Regions from separate parts of the Mus musculus genome. Here region 2 is linked to region 1. The links are chromatin loops, found by intact Hi-C in ENCODE. Cell type or tissue: left cerebral cortex. All regions are shown on one strand.

What was found. Peaks named below come from ENCODE experiments on the same cell type or tissue, not always from the same donor. Only the 100,000 strongest peaks of a DNase experiment are listed, where the experiment ranks them.
Region 2: it touches region 1 in a loop (6-fold over the local background); 2 of 42 quality-filtered maps call a loop at or near these places.

The regions. Positions count from the first base shown.
Region 1 is chr14:95,773,216-95,781,215 of GRCm38, forward strand. No RefSeq gene overlaps it. Among named protein-coding and RNA genes, the nearest start is that of Spertl, 100 kb to the right of the region's middle. In left cerebral cortex, a CTCF peak has its summit at 4,456 (motif pointing left); a DNase peak (open chromatin) is centred at 4,419.
Region 2 is chr14:93,914,442-93,922,441 of GRCm38, forward strand. No RefSeq gene overlaps it. Among named protein-coding and RNA genes, the nearest start is that of Pcdh9, 28 kb to the left of the region's middle. In left cerebral cortex, no CTCF peak of the experiment used is centred here; a DNase peak (open chromatin) is centred at 4,401.

The DNA of each region.
Region 1 (8,000 bases):
GTCAATTGTGGGACTTATTTCTTAAGCAACCACATACCTACTTGGAAAGTCTTCTGTCATTCACTTATCTTGAAGTATTTTACTGCATTATCCACTAGTAATTGCAGAGCTTCATGTCTAAAACCAAGATCTTTAAATCTTTGGAGTAGGTTTTCATACAGGGAGAGACCTATGAATTCAGTTCCATTCAGATAGATAGATAGATAGATAGATAGATAGATAGATAGATAGATACATACATACATACATACATACATACATACATACATACATACATTCAGTTTTTCAGCACCATTTTCTAAATATGCTACCCTTTCTCTAGGAAATGTAGTTGTCATGTTTTACTAATCTGAAATGTGTGTCAACATTAACATTAGCTCAATTTCTTACTTTCTTTCTTTCTTTCTTTCTTTCTTTCTTTCTTTCTTTCTTTGTTTTTTTGTTTTTTTTTTTGTTTGTTTGTTTGTTTTAGTTTTTTGAGACAGGGTTTCTCTGTGTAGTCTTGGCTGTCCTGGAACTTACTCTGTAGACCAGGCTGGCCTCAAATTCAAAAATCTGCCTGCTTCCACCTCCCAAGTGCTGGGATTAAAGGCATGTGCCACCACTGCCTGGCTTCAGTTTTTTTTTTTTTTTTTTTTTTTTAAGCTCTGTATGATAAATTGACTCCATGCTTTCCAAAATTAATACAACACCCGTGGAAGTATCCTAAGCCCAAAAGCACAGGAACATGTAAGTGTGATCATTGTAGCATGATTTGAGGAAGAGGAGACAAGAGCCAATACTACTAAACTGGTATGCATTTACTACAGTAGAATATGGACAGGCTCATGAATAAGGCACATTGGCTTTTAAAAATACTGCATTGCAGAAAACACACACGACAATGTCCCAGGGACCCTTCACAGATGACTTTGAAGCATCCCCATTATTTGAATGTTTGCTAACCTCTGAGGTGGGACTCTGTATGGAAAACAGTAATATAAAAAGAGAACAGTCTACTTAAGAAGACTTTCTATTCCACACACTAAATAAAGGAAACAGTGCCATTTCTGTAGAGAAAAATCTCGGCATAATACATACTCTTATATATAAAATCACATTCATAAGCGCACAGTATATACAAAATCAATGATATAATCAGTGTTCAGATTTAAAATAAGACACAAAGCAATCTCTTTAAATTAACTGTAGTGTAAGATATATCATGAGAAATTGTTCAAAAATAATTATATGTACAAATTTTGCTGCAAATTGTTCTACAGTGTGTACTTGTGTGTGTGTGTGTGTAAACGCACATGTGTGCATGCATGTGTCTGTGTGTTCATGTGCGTGCATGTCTGTAGAAATGTGTGTGATGAGAATTGAAGCAATACAGTCTAAAGACACAAAGGAGACAAATGAAATGAAACGTGAGAAGAGGGAGGTAGGAAGATATGAGCATGAAATAAGCTAAATATGTACAACAAAATTGTGTGAAAATTGAGAACCTAAAAAGAAGTTTAAAAATGGTAGCTGTGATTTGTTGTGTAACTTAGTATTCCCAACTTAAATACGAGTTATGTCTAAAGTTCATTTGCTACTAAAGAAAGAGTAATAATACTGTGAATTTTGTCCACACGTGTTCAGTCGTGCTGAGTGAGCAGTATCTAAAGACTGTAGTATGACATCCATGGTTTTCATTTAAAAACTAACAAAGTTTAATGAAACTGTATTATCTTATTGTATTGAATCTTTGCTTATTCAAGTTAGTCTAATTCAGACTTACTAATAAATTGCAAATTCCCATGTCATTTAAAGTAAAATATTACATTCTATATCTATCAGTAATACATGTAAGCATATATAGTAGCACATAAGGAAAAACAAAGGAGTGTCAGATTCCATTGTAGTGAGTCTTTAAGGTTTTCTTTAGTTCTTATTTGCCAAGGAATTTTAGCAGTAAGAGTAAAAAAAAGGTCCTAATGAAATGTATATAGTTTTCATGCAATTATGCACAAAAGAGTTGCTAAAAGCTTCAATTCGCCTTTAAACTTCAAAGTAAGGCAATTTAATTTACTTTGATCTAATTTTAAAATTACATGGTAGTTTTAAAAGTTACAGAACAAAATGCTATATTTAATCCTTTTTATCTTACCAAAAATTGAGGAAGTGAACTTTAAGGGTGTTTCATTCATTGTCAATGCCTATGGCTCATGATCCTTTTATTGCTACCATCTTTTCTTTTTTTGAATTGTTATTGCGTTGTTCAGTATTCTTTTTGACTGGATATTCAATGCTGATAGCCTTTCTGGAACAGTGCCAATATTTACTTCCTACTTTAGTAGGATTTACTTCATGTTCCAAATTGTTTCAAATTGTTTTGCTTATACTTAGTTACAGAAAACATTATGTACATGTATTCAAAACATCTATATGTTAAAGCCATACAGCTGCAACCATAAAGTGTCTAGAATGTCTCCAGGCCATGAAACTTATTGTCAATTAAGTTTAAATCATGTCTGAGAGGGGAAAAATCATATAAAATATGTCAGACTTCTCCAGAAACTTAGCTTAGCAAGCACAAAAATGACATGATGCTAACCAGATTTTGTTTCTGTTTTCACAAGAGGAAGCATGCTCATCTTTGTGGTTAAAGCTGGCATTTCACAAAGTAAGCTTCTATTTACATTTGGTGAGTATATTTACATATGTGTAGTAGCCATAGTGGTAGAGAACAGCAGACTAGGATGCACAGAACCACTTAAGCAGGGCTCATAGGACCTCACAGACAATGAAGCTGCAACTGTAGAGTCTACATGGGTCTGTGCTAGGCTGTCTGCATACATGCTTTAGCTTTGTCGGTTTGATTAACTCCTAACAGTGAGAACGTGGGTCTCTGTGACTCTTTTTCCTGATTCTGGGACCTTTTCCCTCTAACTGGGGTGTTTTATCAAGCCTTTATAGGATGGTTTGTGCCAACTCTTAGTGCATTTTTTATACCAAGTTTGTTTGATACCACTGGGGGGCCCTGCTATTTTCTTAAGAGAAACAGAAGAGCAGTGAATCTGGGAGAGAGGGAAGGTGGATCCAGGCTGGGAAGAGGAGAGGGGGAGCTGTGGATGAGATGCATTGTAGGAGAGAAGAATGAATTAAAAAATGGAAGAAAACATGAGACATTTAGAAAAATAATTTTTTTGTAACCAGAATTACAAAGGCATTATGAAAGCAAGAACAGAAAATGATTTAAAGTTCCCTTCTTAGCGTTATAAACCTGCCTTGAACACAAAACTTGAAGAAAGACAACAACTGTCACAAGGACTGTAATCCAAGTGGCAGTGCCCTCATTGCCTCAGGAGCCTGCCAGTTTCTAGACAGGTTAAGCAACTGACTCAAGGTCACCTCCCTAGTATGGTGCAGGCAAGAGCAGACTTTAGACTTGTTTTTACATTAAAGCTTGGTGTTTCACAGTTAGCGTCCTGTTACCTCATGCACCTAAAGAGAAAACGATACAGAAATTACTTTGAAATGAGTGAAATATGTAGTGTAATGAGGAGAAATTAGATTTTGTTTTGTTAAAGTGCTTTTCCACATCTGCAGGATAGCTACTCAAATTGCATTTATATTTTTAAACTATGTGAAATCCTATTGCTGTTTATTTCTAAAATCCTCCCTTTTCAGATGATTTACTTTTCTGCTCTATTTTCTGTTTGGATTCTTTGCCAGTCCTGTGGGTTTGTAATGCAGGAATACCATTTCTTAACTCTACTTCGTTAACTAAGATTCAATTATCTGGATATTAATGCCATAATTAAAGAGCATAATCCTTTTGCTTTATTCTGATATAAAACTGTACTGTATTGCATGTGTTGTTGCACATTTGAATAAACAGTGAATTTGAACATTATAATGCCCTTTCTATATTCTTAGATTCTATGCTGGGATTTTCAATCTCTATCACCAAGATAATCAAAGCCATCGAGTGACAGGTGCAAAGGAATGACATTTTCTTTCTATTTGAATGTGAATTCACTGTAAGAAAATTATTTTTCTTTAAATGTGTATTGAGTCATCGGTGAAACATGATTTTTTTTATGCACTAATTTCTCAAGGAATCCACCATGTGTTTTCTGATGAAAATGTTTCAAATAATACTGAATGAAATAATTCCATATTCTCCCAAGATATTAAGTTAGTGAGTTATTTTGGAGGATATAATGTTGCTATGTGTATGGCACACTTAATTATATGTGCTCATGTACATACATCAAACAACATTTTTGTGTGTTTTTCTGAGTGTGCATGTGTGTATTTGTGTGTGTGTGTGTGTGTGTGTGTGTGTGTGTGTGTGTGTGTGTGTGTGTGTGTGTGTATGTAGAGAAAAGGAGGGTAAAATCTAATATCAGAAATGCTAAGTTTTCATAACAGAAGGATAGTACAAGAGTGCCACCTCCTGGATCTTCTACACTAAACAATTTTTTTTTCATAATGTCCTTGACTTTCAAATGAATTTAGATTAGGGATGTTTCTTGATAGTCTTTCATCCCAGTATTTTCCTATTCATAATCATATAGTGTTCTAAATCTTACTATAAAGTTGCTTAGAATCCAATGGCTGTATGTGGAGATATTCTGGATAATATAGGCTTCAATCTTTTTTTTTTTTTGAGTTAGCAGCTTTTTTTGTCCATGATAAACAAAACAAAGTCCCAAATTCAAAGCACGATGAATCTCATGTTGAGTAGGGTTTAATTCTACTTAAAGTGACTGATAAATCAGAGACTCAAATGAGTTTCCATCATCTTGTCCAAAATATTAATGTCAGGCTTATTTCTTGGTGTGAGGTATCACAATCTGGACTCATGTATGTATAGCTTTGCTATCATATGTGAAAAATAAAACCTCATTTTAAAAAAGTGTCACAATACTGGTTGAATTAGGAAAAGGCTGGATGAAGTTGAGGAGGAGGGCGACCCAATTTTCATCAGACCAGAAGTCTAAACTAACCTGGACCCCTGAGATATCTCAGATAGTGAGCCACCAACCAGGTAGCATCCAAAAACTGTTTCAAGGCCCCCTGACACATGTAAAGCAGAGGACTGGTCTGGGCTTAGTGGGAGAAGATGTGCCTAATCCTTGAAAAAGACTTGAGGCCTCAGGTACTGGGAGGTCTGACAGAGTCTTGGAGGGGTGGTGACATCCTCTTGGAGATAGGGGGGAGGAGGAATGGGATGAGGTACTGTGGGAGGGCAGAGCAGGTAGGATAACTACTGGATTTAAAACAAAACAAAACAAAACAAAACAAAACAAAACAAAACACCAAAAAAAAAAGGTAATAAAAAAAGATAAAAGAAAACTGGCAATGCAAAAGGATACTATTAATAGCCAAAAGAAAAAAAAAAAAAGAAAAAGAAAAAAAGTTACAGTACAGATTTATATCGCTACTAGAATTCTTGTTCAGTTTGGAGGACGTTGATATCAGATCCTTCATCAGGAGGCAGAACTATAGTTTCCTTTCTTACACAGGAATTCGCACATCACAAATAGAATCGTCTCTGAATCTGAAACCTTACCAAATATTTTCAAACCTGTTTTAACTGAGAAAGAATATTTGTAAGATAGTTTTTAATTCTGTGGTATATATAGCGATTGCGTACCTGCTTTCAGTTACAAATTATTAAGGTCCTGGGAATTGATGAATAACATTAACAATGAAGACAATCTCTATGTTTCTCAGCGTCCCTCTCTTTCTCTCTTGCCTCATCTCCCCATCTCTGTCTGCCTCTCTTTCTCCTTTGACCTCTCTTCTTCCTCCTCATTTTCTCTTTTTGGACATTGTTTCCCTTTCCTTGTGTCCTTGTGATTATTTATATATATAATCACATATATAATTTATATATATATATATTATTTATATAGCATAATAATTTCCTAACATTACAGAGATTACTTATTTTTAATATTTCTATACCCATATGGGTAAGATAAAATGCATATAAATACATTAAGTATGCATTAGAACCTTCAATATTTCCAGAGAAATATACTTTGCACAGTGGGTAATATTTTATATCATAATGTGAGTGCTCCCAGTCACTCTCACATTAATAGAAATTTAATATGGCCTATTTTAAAGTCTTTTAAGGAACTTCTAATTTACTCCTCTTTTGAGGAGGATTGAGAGTCTGTGAATCATAATACCTCCCCATTATCTTTGCAAAGTGTGATAAGACATTATTTTAAACATGGAATAATATCCTTGTCCAGATATTTGCCCTTCAAACACTATCCACTCTTAAATCCCCTAAAGATAAATTCTTAAGAATATCGACCTGATAGAAATTTGGAGCACAAGGAACCACAATGAAAATGTGAAGAATGACACGATTCATTTTAAGAGAAAAGAATTTTAAATGCTTATGACATGCTGATCTTTATGCAACTCAAATAATCAGAGTCTCGAAGAAGTGAACATTCCTATCTTAAGAATAAAGCAACAGGGACATATTTGAGACTTTTGCATTAGATTCTTCTATTAGCTCCGATGATGCCAGCTATGTACCACATGTAAAACGAGGGCAGTTAGTGCATCAGGGATTTGCACCTTGTGAAGCTTTGTGATTTGCTTTCTATATATAAGAGCTTAAAAATTGTTGAGCCTAATAACAAACAACTTCGGAACTGTGTGTTAAGCTCTCTTTAGATGCACACATAACAACCATGAAAGTCACAGACAGGTAAACATGCTATTCAAAGGATAACAAATTTTTCCAAATCTCTTTCTAGGTTATGTACTGAGAGTGTCAGTTAAATTAATGTCAGTACAAATTTCTCTGATAACTCTAACATTCTGAAGAAAAATATGTATCTCCTAAGTAATTTACTAAATAAAATCTTGTACTTTGAAGCAAAATAATATAAAGGGAACTTTTTAAAAAACATACTGTCCATTCAGTGGTTCTAAGAGATAATCAGGAGCCTTTTGATAAAAGGGTTTTATTATACACAAATATAAATATAATTAAATTCATACACAAGTTTTTGAATATGTTATGGAATATATATATAAGTATGTATTTTAAGAGGTCTCATAAAATAATCTTGTAACTATGAAAGAATATATGGTTCATATAAATCTACTTCAAGAATCAAAATTTAAGCCCAACAAAATTTGTAATTGTAGCCCAACAAAGTCCAATCATTAAGATATTTGACCTTCCAGCATCCTTCTAAGATCCCAAGAATGTGAAACTGTTCTAGAAATATGCCCAAATATGTTTTATTTAAATTATCAATGAAATCGATAAAGCTACTGAAAGTCAGAGTCTGGAGAGTTTGGTATGACATTCCAAAATGCTTGAGTCAATTTATTGTCCCAGTTTAATACAAGGGATTTTAATATTAGAATACTTGACTTCTCATTTATCATTGTAGTTATAGGGAAAATTCTGCAGTAAACAGAACACTGTCACTACATAAAATAATGTCTATGAAAAAGTATGTGGGGAGGAAGCAGGAACTGACTTAGAGTTCACGTGACTAACCACCAGCACAGGGGAGAGATCTTGAAATTCCATAACTTGACTGCAGTGAACACTTTGGATGATTATTCCTTGAAGAAAAAAGTAAACATAAAGAAGTTTAAAGCTACAGGTCTTTCTTTGAAAGCAGTTATTTAGAAATGGTTCAATCTTTTGAAGATAGAAGGATACAAGTGTCCAAGATAACTGACTAAAGATCTCTCTGTTCTATGCTTAATGTTATAAAAGAAAAAGAATAAACATCTTTTCCTAGCGTGACTAAAGTCATAGCTACAAATACAAGCTACATTATAATATTCATGGGATGTTTACAGGGGTAAGTCAGATATCCTATGTGAGAGATAAAATTTCAGAGTATAAATTCTGTTTTTCATTTGATATTTTCTTTATTTACATTTCAAATGTTATTCCCTTTCTTAGTTTCCCCTCCGAAAACTGCCTATCACCTCCCCCCTCCCTGCTCACCAACCCACCCACTCCCACT
Region 2 (8,000 bases), 1.9 Mb before region 1:
TTATGAAACATGTTATTAAAATAGTGTCCCTTACTGAAATCATGTTTAAGATGATAAAAGTTGGTAGCATCTGTTTATTTTATCTACAGACATACATTATCTAACATTTCATCTTTTCACATTGATATTCTGCCTTAGTTCTAGATTTCCCATATTGGTAAGTTACTTAATTTTACTACTATTATTGTTTGGAAGTCACCTAATTATAATCCTTGTTCTTGACTGATAAAGTAAACAATGTGTCCCTAAAATTTAGGAGACTAACTTTTAACAAGAGCCTGCAAATAATTAGAGTTTAATAGAGCATATGTCTCAGTTGATGATGTAAGTTAGCTTTAGAAAACTTAGGATTTTCAAGTGTCTAAACTTTCTTGCCTTTAGGCTTTCTTCAAGGCAAGATATTTCAATTCAAAAAACATATTATTTTTAGAAGTATTCATCATCATCCTAAAAAATATAGCTGATACTTTGTATATTTAAAGGAAAAAATCCAACTATTCTTGCCTTGAATAAAATTTGTAAAAATAAATGATTTTTAGTGTCTTTGGCAAGTAGAGACAGGCAAAACTTTATTTCTCTGCCTTAAAAGTTTTTCCAAGTTTGTTCAGTTTAGAATTCCAATTCTGGAGCTGTCCAACACTGCAAGGGATATCATACACACCTCAGCTAGATGACAATTGCTCAAGCCACACCCAACTTCTATTCAGTTTTAGTTCCTTTAATCTAGTGTGGATAAGGCATATTTTAGATCCATTATAAAAATGACAATTATAAAATGAGACAAATAATATGTATTCAAATTTAAATGAGTATCAATTGCCCAAAATCATAGAGGAAGAAAGATTGTAAGGTTGGTTTCTTCATTAAAAATTAATTATTTTATGTAAAAATAATGTATACTTATTAAATGAGTGTTGTGTCTGCATGTATATGTACCTCATGCATACCTGGTGCTTATGAAAGCAGAATAGGACATTGGATTCCATAGATAAGTTTAGATGGTTATAAGCTATTGTGTGGGTGAAAGAAACCAAAGCCAGTTCCTCTATAACAGTAGCAATTATTTTAACAATGAATTATTTCTCCATCCCAACATCTTGAGTTCTTTCAAAATCACTCAAGATGGGTTTTGGGTATCCAGAAAGAAGTTCCTTGGCATAGACCTATGGACATTTATTGAGTCATAGAACGATCTGGTGTTACTGCAATCCAAAAACTTTGGAAGGTAATTTGTGGGTTGGCAAGGAAAATACATTCTCTAATCACTCACTGTTTGGATATTCTTCTAGTTACCATATAGAATTATCTCATTGATACAATAGTAAATATCTTAAATGTCAATTTCTTTTGTTTTATTATTTATTTCTTATTTTTTGTCAATACTGGAGCCTAAACCTCAGACCTTGAGAATATTTGGTAAATCAGTTTACCATTGAACTCTATACCAAACCCTAATAGTGTATTTTAGAGAAAACAATTGAGATGAGTAACCAGATAAATCCTAAGAATTTAGAGGAAAAAGTATTGGTGTAATACAAATATATGATACCTACATTTTGCAAGTGTTTTGAAAATATATAATAACTGATTTCATGCTTCTGGAAGACCCGCAGTTATATCAGTTACCTATTTACTGTTGAGCTGTAAGAGAGCATAAGATATAAGCCATGGAAAGAGTTTAAAAGCAAATATCAATGAAAAGTTCCCAAAGCTTCTTTAGTAACTTTCTTTTATAATTTATTAAAATTTCACTTGTTTTGTTTTTGCTTCATAGCAGAAGAATAAGTAAACTAAAGCATTAAAATGTTTTGATGAAAAACACAATGTCAAATAAAATAAACAAAATACTAAGAGAGTTACCTGTATAGTATTTTTGAAGTCTGAACAAGTAGACTTTACACATTATCACCAATCTTATATTTGAATTAAAGTAAATGAACATTAAATTTGAATATAATTTATGGATAGAAATGGTATGAATAATATGATTTAGAAATAATATGATTCATAAAATTGCTTCTGAGTCTAGAACTGTTTTTACTTTCCTTACTTAAACTATTTCTAATTGGTCATTGAAAATAAACTTCTGATATTTATAATGTGTCTAGATAATGAGGAGACTCGTGAGAAGTAAAATCTATAGACTATTAAGAGAATTCAAATGCATGAAACAAAGGGACCTGTGAACTAAACAGTTGGTAAAATTTATGCACATACATAAAATAATTTATGTTTCTTTAGTCCTTATGTTTATCACCATTACATTGTATACTTCACTTGAAATACATCACCATGGTATTTCAAAACATTGAGAATCCTAGGACAATGAGACACAGTATAGAATGGGAAACATTGCTCTTTTCTTCTATAAAATAATTAACATTTCAGGCTTGCTTATATAGAAACATATTTAGACCTGTTTTTTAAACAAAATTCAAAGATTTATTAATACCACAGTATAATATGTACTCAGAACAATCCCATAACCCCTAAAGTAATAGAAGCAGTCATTAAAAGTCTCCCAACGAAAACCGAACCAAACAGCCAAACAAACAAAATAACCCCAAAAAACAAAAAACAAAAACCGGAGTATCCCGCAATACATCTCCTGGGCATATATCCAGAAGATGTTCCAACTGGTAAGAAGAACACGTGCTCCACTATGTTCATAGCAGCCTTATTTATAATAGTCAGAAGCTGGAAAGAACCCAGATGCCCCTCAACAGAGGAATGGATACAGAAAATGTGGTACATTTACACAATGGAGTACTACTCAGCTATTAAAAAGAATGAATTTATGAAATTCCTAGGCAAATGGATGGACCTGGAGAGCATCATCCTGAGTGAGGTAACACAATCACAAAAGAACTCACACAATATGTACTCACTGATAAGTGGATATTAGCCCAGAGACTTAGAATACCCAAGATACAAGATCCAATTTGCAAAACACATGAAACTCAAGAACGAAGACCAAAGTGTGGATACTTTGCCTCTTCTTAGAATTGGGAACAAAACACCCATGGAAGGAGTTACAGAGACACAGTTTGGAGCTGAGAGGAAAGGAAGGACCATCAGGAGACTGCCATACCCGGGGATCCATCCCATAATCAGCCCCCAAATGCTGACACCATTGCATACACTAGCAACATTTTGCTGAAAGGACCCTGATATAGCTGTCTCTTCTGAGGCTATGCTTTGGCCTAGCAAACACAGAAGTGGATGCTCACAGTCAGCTATTGGATGGATCACAGGGCCCTCAATGGAGGAGCTAGAGAAAGTACCCAAGGAGCTAAAGGTGTCTGCAACCCTATAGGTGGAACAACAATATAAACTAATCAGTACCCCCAGAGCTCATGTCTCTAGCTGCATATGTAGCAGAAGATGGACTATTAGGCCATCAGTGGCAAGAGAGGCCCCTTGGTCTTGCAAACTTTATATGCCTCAATACAGGGGAACACCAGGGCCAAAGTGGGAGTGGGTTGGTAGGGGAGTTGGGGGTGGAGGGTATGGGGGACTTTTGGGATAGCATTGGAAATGTAAATTAAGAAAATACCTAATAAATAAATTAAAGAAAGGCTCATAGAACTAACGGTTCTTAAGGTGAGGAATTCTACATTGAAAACTTTTATAAAAATGCCACAAAGTCATTAGATGATGTAATGATCACTAAGGTATAGATGAAATGATATCCAACACAGCCAAAAGTCAAGTTCTAGATATCTTAGGATTCTAAATTTAGATTATGTAATAGAATTACTTTTGGCCCTTTCAAATATTTACATAGAATTTTAGATTAGAAACTCAGTCATTCAGAGTATTATTGTGTGTGCCTTAGATGCACTATTATTTAAAGTATCCAGGTATGATGATCACAGTACATAAATTGCTATTTTTAAGTTAGCCATTTTTGGACATTAAACAAGCAGAGTGGACTACTACATCATAATCATTGTCTCTGTCTACCTTTGTGCCATCTTCATATGACCATGTATGTACAACATTACAGAGGATGAAAGATGTGCACTGATGTGTGTGTGTGTGTGTGTGTGTGTGTGTGTGTGTGTGTGTGTGTGTGTGTGTATGTATTTGTGTGTATATTTGGGGGTAGAAGGTTGTGACTGGGAAAAACAAAAGCCAAATAGCAAGGCCAGGCACACACTCAGCAGGTACTCTTCCTGTAAGTTATACCTCCAGTCCTTCACAGTGTATTTCTTGAAGGAATTAATTTACAAGAACCCGTGTATGCTAATAATATATTTAGGCCCTTGCATACTTGTTAGAACTTGTATTTTCTAGTAATTTTAAAGGTATGTGATATAACTGCTAGGTTAGGAAACCACTTACGCAGTCCGGAGGAGTTTAGCTAGTGGGTGGGTGTCTGTTCCGTGTCTGCCCCCATTTCTTTCTTCCAACCAACTGAATTGAAAGTTTCAAAAACAGCAGATTTTTCTCTCATCACAAAAGCTCGAGGCTGCATGAATTATGGAGACAAATGCTTCATATAAGTATAGATTAAAAAAATTACAACTCTTCGACCTGGAGAAATAAAAGTCAAGAAGGGATGCTACAAAATCCATAAATTCAAAAATATTATGAGAGAATGGAGATGAATATTTTCAGCAATGTGAGAACATTTGAAGAGGTTGTCCCTAGAAAGTCACAAAAGACACTTTTTAGAACTAATAAAAGACACTTCTATTTTACAGAGTGAGTTGTAAAACGATGGAATTTAAACCTCTGAAAATGCTCCGTGTTGAGGATATAAATAAACCCAGAAGTTGGCAGAAAAAATTCCATAGGTTAAAAATCTGCAAGAAGTTGAAGGAAAACTAGCATACAAAGCTGATATGGCTCTAAGAAAGGAATGTTATTAATAATTTATATGAAGTCCAGTTTCATTGATGAAGTTCTCCAATTCCTTGTTCTTTGCTTTTTATCTGATTTAGATTTCTGAAATGGCTATCAGTTCTATTAAACAACAAAGTGTTTCCTATACATATTATTCCATATGAATAAGTATAGCCTTGATCTAAGAATAGTGTCAATCAATCTGAGTTATTAATAAGTTAATTAAATATGTACTTGATTAGATGTTTAAAAAGATAAGGCTATGGGTATTTTCATTTTTCTTTTGCACTATGTTTTATAGAAACAAAGCAAGAGTTTTAAAGGTTTCCACGTCTATACTTCTAGTTCATCTCATTTTTAGAGAGTCGTGTTGGTGAAACTTTATAGGTCTAGTATAGGTGTAGCTTCTGACACATCTAGGAAACACAATCTTAAAGCAAAGTTCCAGATCCTCTGAGTTGTACAGACTTTATCGCCTCTTTTTCCATGTTCTCTGAGTCTTAGGTGTGTTTTTGCCATTGTTTTTGTCGTTTTTGTTGTTGCTTTTGCTATGTTAGTATTTGACTCTATAAAAGAATGGCTTAAAATACAAGCATATAGCATTAAAGTATAGAATATAAGATTAATTGATTAGAAAGCACTTATATTTTATGTATATCTGGCTGTTGATTACTCTTCATATCATCTGATAGAGCCTGGTATAGAGAAACTAAAGATCGTTGCTTTCTTTCTGGGATGAAAAAACACTCATAATATTGACTCGGCTGGTTTTTATTATTTTATTATTTGATTAACAAGCTAAAAAGGGTTCTATTTTAGCTTCTTGATAGATGCAAGTACAAATACTGTTTTGTTCAAAAATTTTCAATTAAAGATTATTAACAGGAAGAAATACCACTCAAATGTGTCCAACAAAACCCTGTAAGTGTAAATTTCTTGCTGACATCTCATGATATGCAGAGGTCAATGCAGAATATCGCAGCAGTGAGAATCACAAAGGACTTTTAGCACTTTCCATCACAGTTCCTAGGATACAGATTAGTAAAACTTGCAGTTCTTAATTTCTGTACATTCTCTCTGCAATAAAATGAAAACAACCATATCCTCCTTTGCAAGACTGTCGCTGGAATAATGTATTGTAAGTTTCTTTCTATTACAGAAAATATCACTCCTCCGATTCTCCTTCTTGCTCCCTTTCTTCCACTGTAAACAATGATGTAAGACATTCAGTCTCACATTTTGAGTGGCACCACGATCACATTTTTGCTAGAGGAATTTATTTTTTGTCATGAATGAAAGTAGGTTGTCTATGGTAATAAGTACTTGTATCACTGTTACCATTCTATGTCCCAGACTAAGCTCCTAGGTATTTAGAGTAGACACTTGGTGAATGAAGACAACAATTATTTCACACTCAATTCTTTTGGCTTGGTCACAAGTGTTCTTACTGGATGAACCATTCTGGGTACAGACAAATTGAATTTTATGAATGACTTTAGACTGCAAATCATTTTCAATAAACATGTATCCTTACATATAGTAGCTGCTTAATACATATTTATGCGTGAAGCCTGATGCAATTCAGTACAAACCGCAACCTCATACATATTAAATAAACACTCATGAAAATGAAAATCAGTATTGGCTATTTTCAGTAGACTTTTTTCAGAGCATTAGTATTGAATCATTTCAGAACCTTATAATTAAAATTCTTAAGTCTTAACAATCTCGGGGAAATTTAGTAAGTTTTAGACCCCTATACATTGGTTTGAAACATTTATAGGCACTGTTATAAGAAATAAAAAGAAATGCCAAAAAATTTGTATTCCTACAAGTTATTTTTTATATTTGCATATATACATATATACATTATATATATAATTGTATATATATATATATATACATGTACATATACATACATACACACACACACACACACACACACACACACACACACACACACATATATATATATATATAAAATTGCATGAGTATCATGAAAAATTTTCGGTTCTATTTGAAATTAAGTTCGCAAACATAGAGTGCAAATATAAAAAATATAAAAATTGCCGTGCGTGGTGGCGCACATCTTTAATCCCAGCACTTGGGAAGCAAAGGCAGGCAGATTTCTGAGTTTGAGGCCAGCCTGGTCTACAAAGTGAGTTCCAGGACAGCCAAGGCTACACAGAGAAACCCTGTCTCAAGGAAAAAAAATAAATCATTTAACCCTTATTATCTATTAAAAACTTCCTCATTGTATCGTATGAAGGAAAGTTAAAATATATAAAATTATAGATTGCAAACTATAAGGTATTGTTGCTATAGTTTTATTTCTATGAATTAGTTTTCTTCAGTAATTTCTATGCATAAAATCATTATAATACTATTAGACTTACACTTAGAAAGAAATAACCTTTTATTCCTAAAATTATGTTTTATATGAAAAATAATGAAAATATACTCAAGAGAATAATTTTGTGTTTATGCACTCTATCAAAATAATCTTGGTGTATATGTACATATATAGTAATATACTATAGCAATACAATGGACTAAGACCTATTTGATTACAGCAATCTGATATGTTAAGCAAGATAAGCTACACATACAAAGACAAACATTTCCTGGCTTCACTTACATGTGTAATTGAAACAAGCTGACATTTTAGAGGCAGAAGATAGAGTTATAACAAGAATCTGATGAGAGGAAGAGAATTGTACAGTTAGGAGAAATAATTGTCTGCTCTGTTGTGTTACTACATTGGATAATATAGTTAATAATACTGTATTATTTTAAAAGTTTGAGAATTGGAGCCTCTGAATATACTTTAAAAAGAAATAGTAAATGCATGACGTTAAGTCTGTCCTAAATAACTAGATTTCAGTATATATACACTATACATATACATATACTTATACATATACATATACATAGTGTGTATATATACATATATATAAATAGGACATCTGATTTTGGGGAAATTGTATTCCATCTAAATATATTTGGAAACGTCTTAGAATTCATGCCTATTTTTAGAAAATATTTGAAATATGGATTTCTTATAAATTCCATGCTTCTTGATACTATAGATGTCAAGCAAATTTCCTCTAGATTCTTAACACATAAAAAGCTATAAATTTAAAAAATAA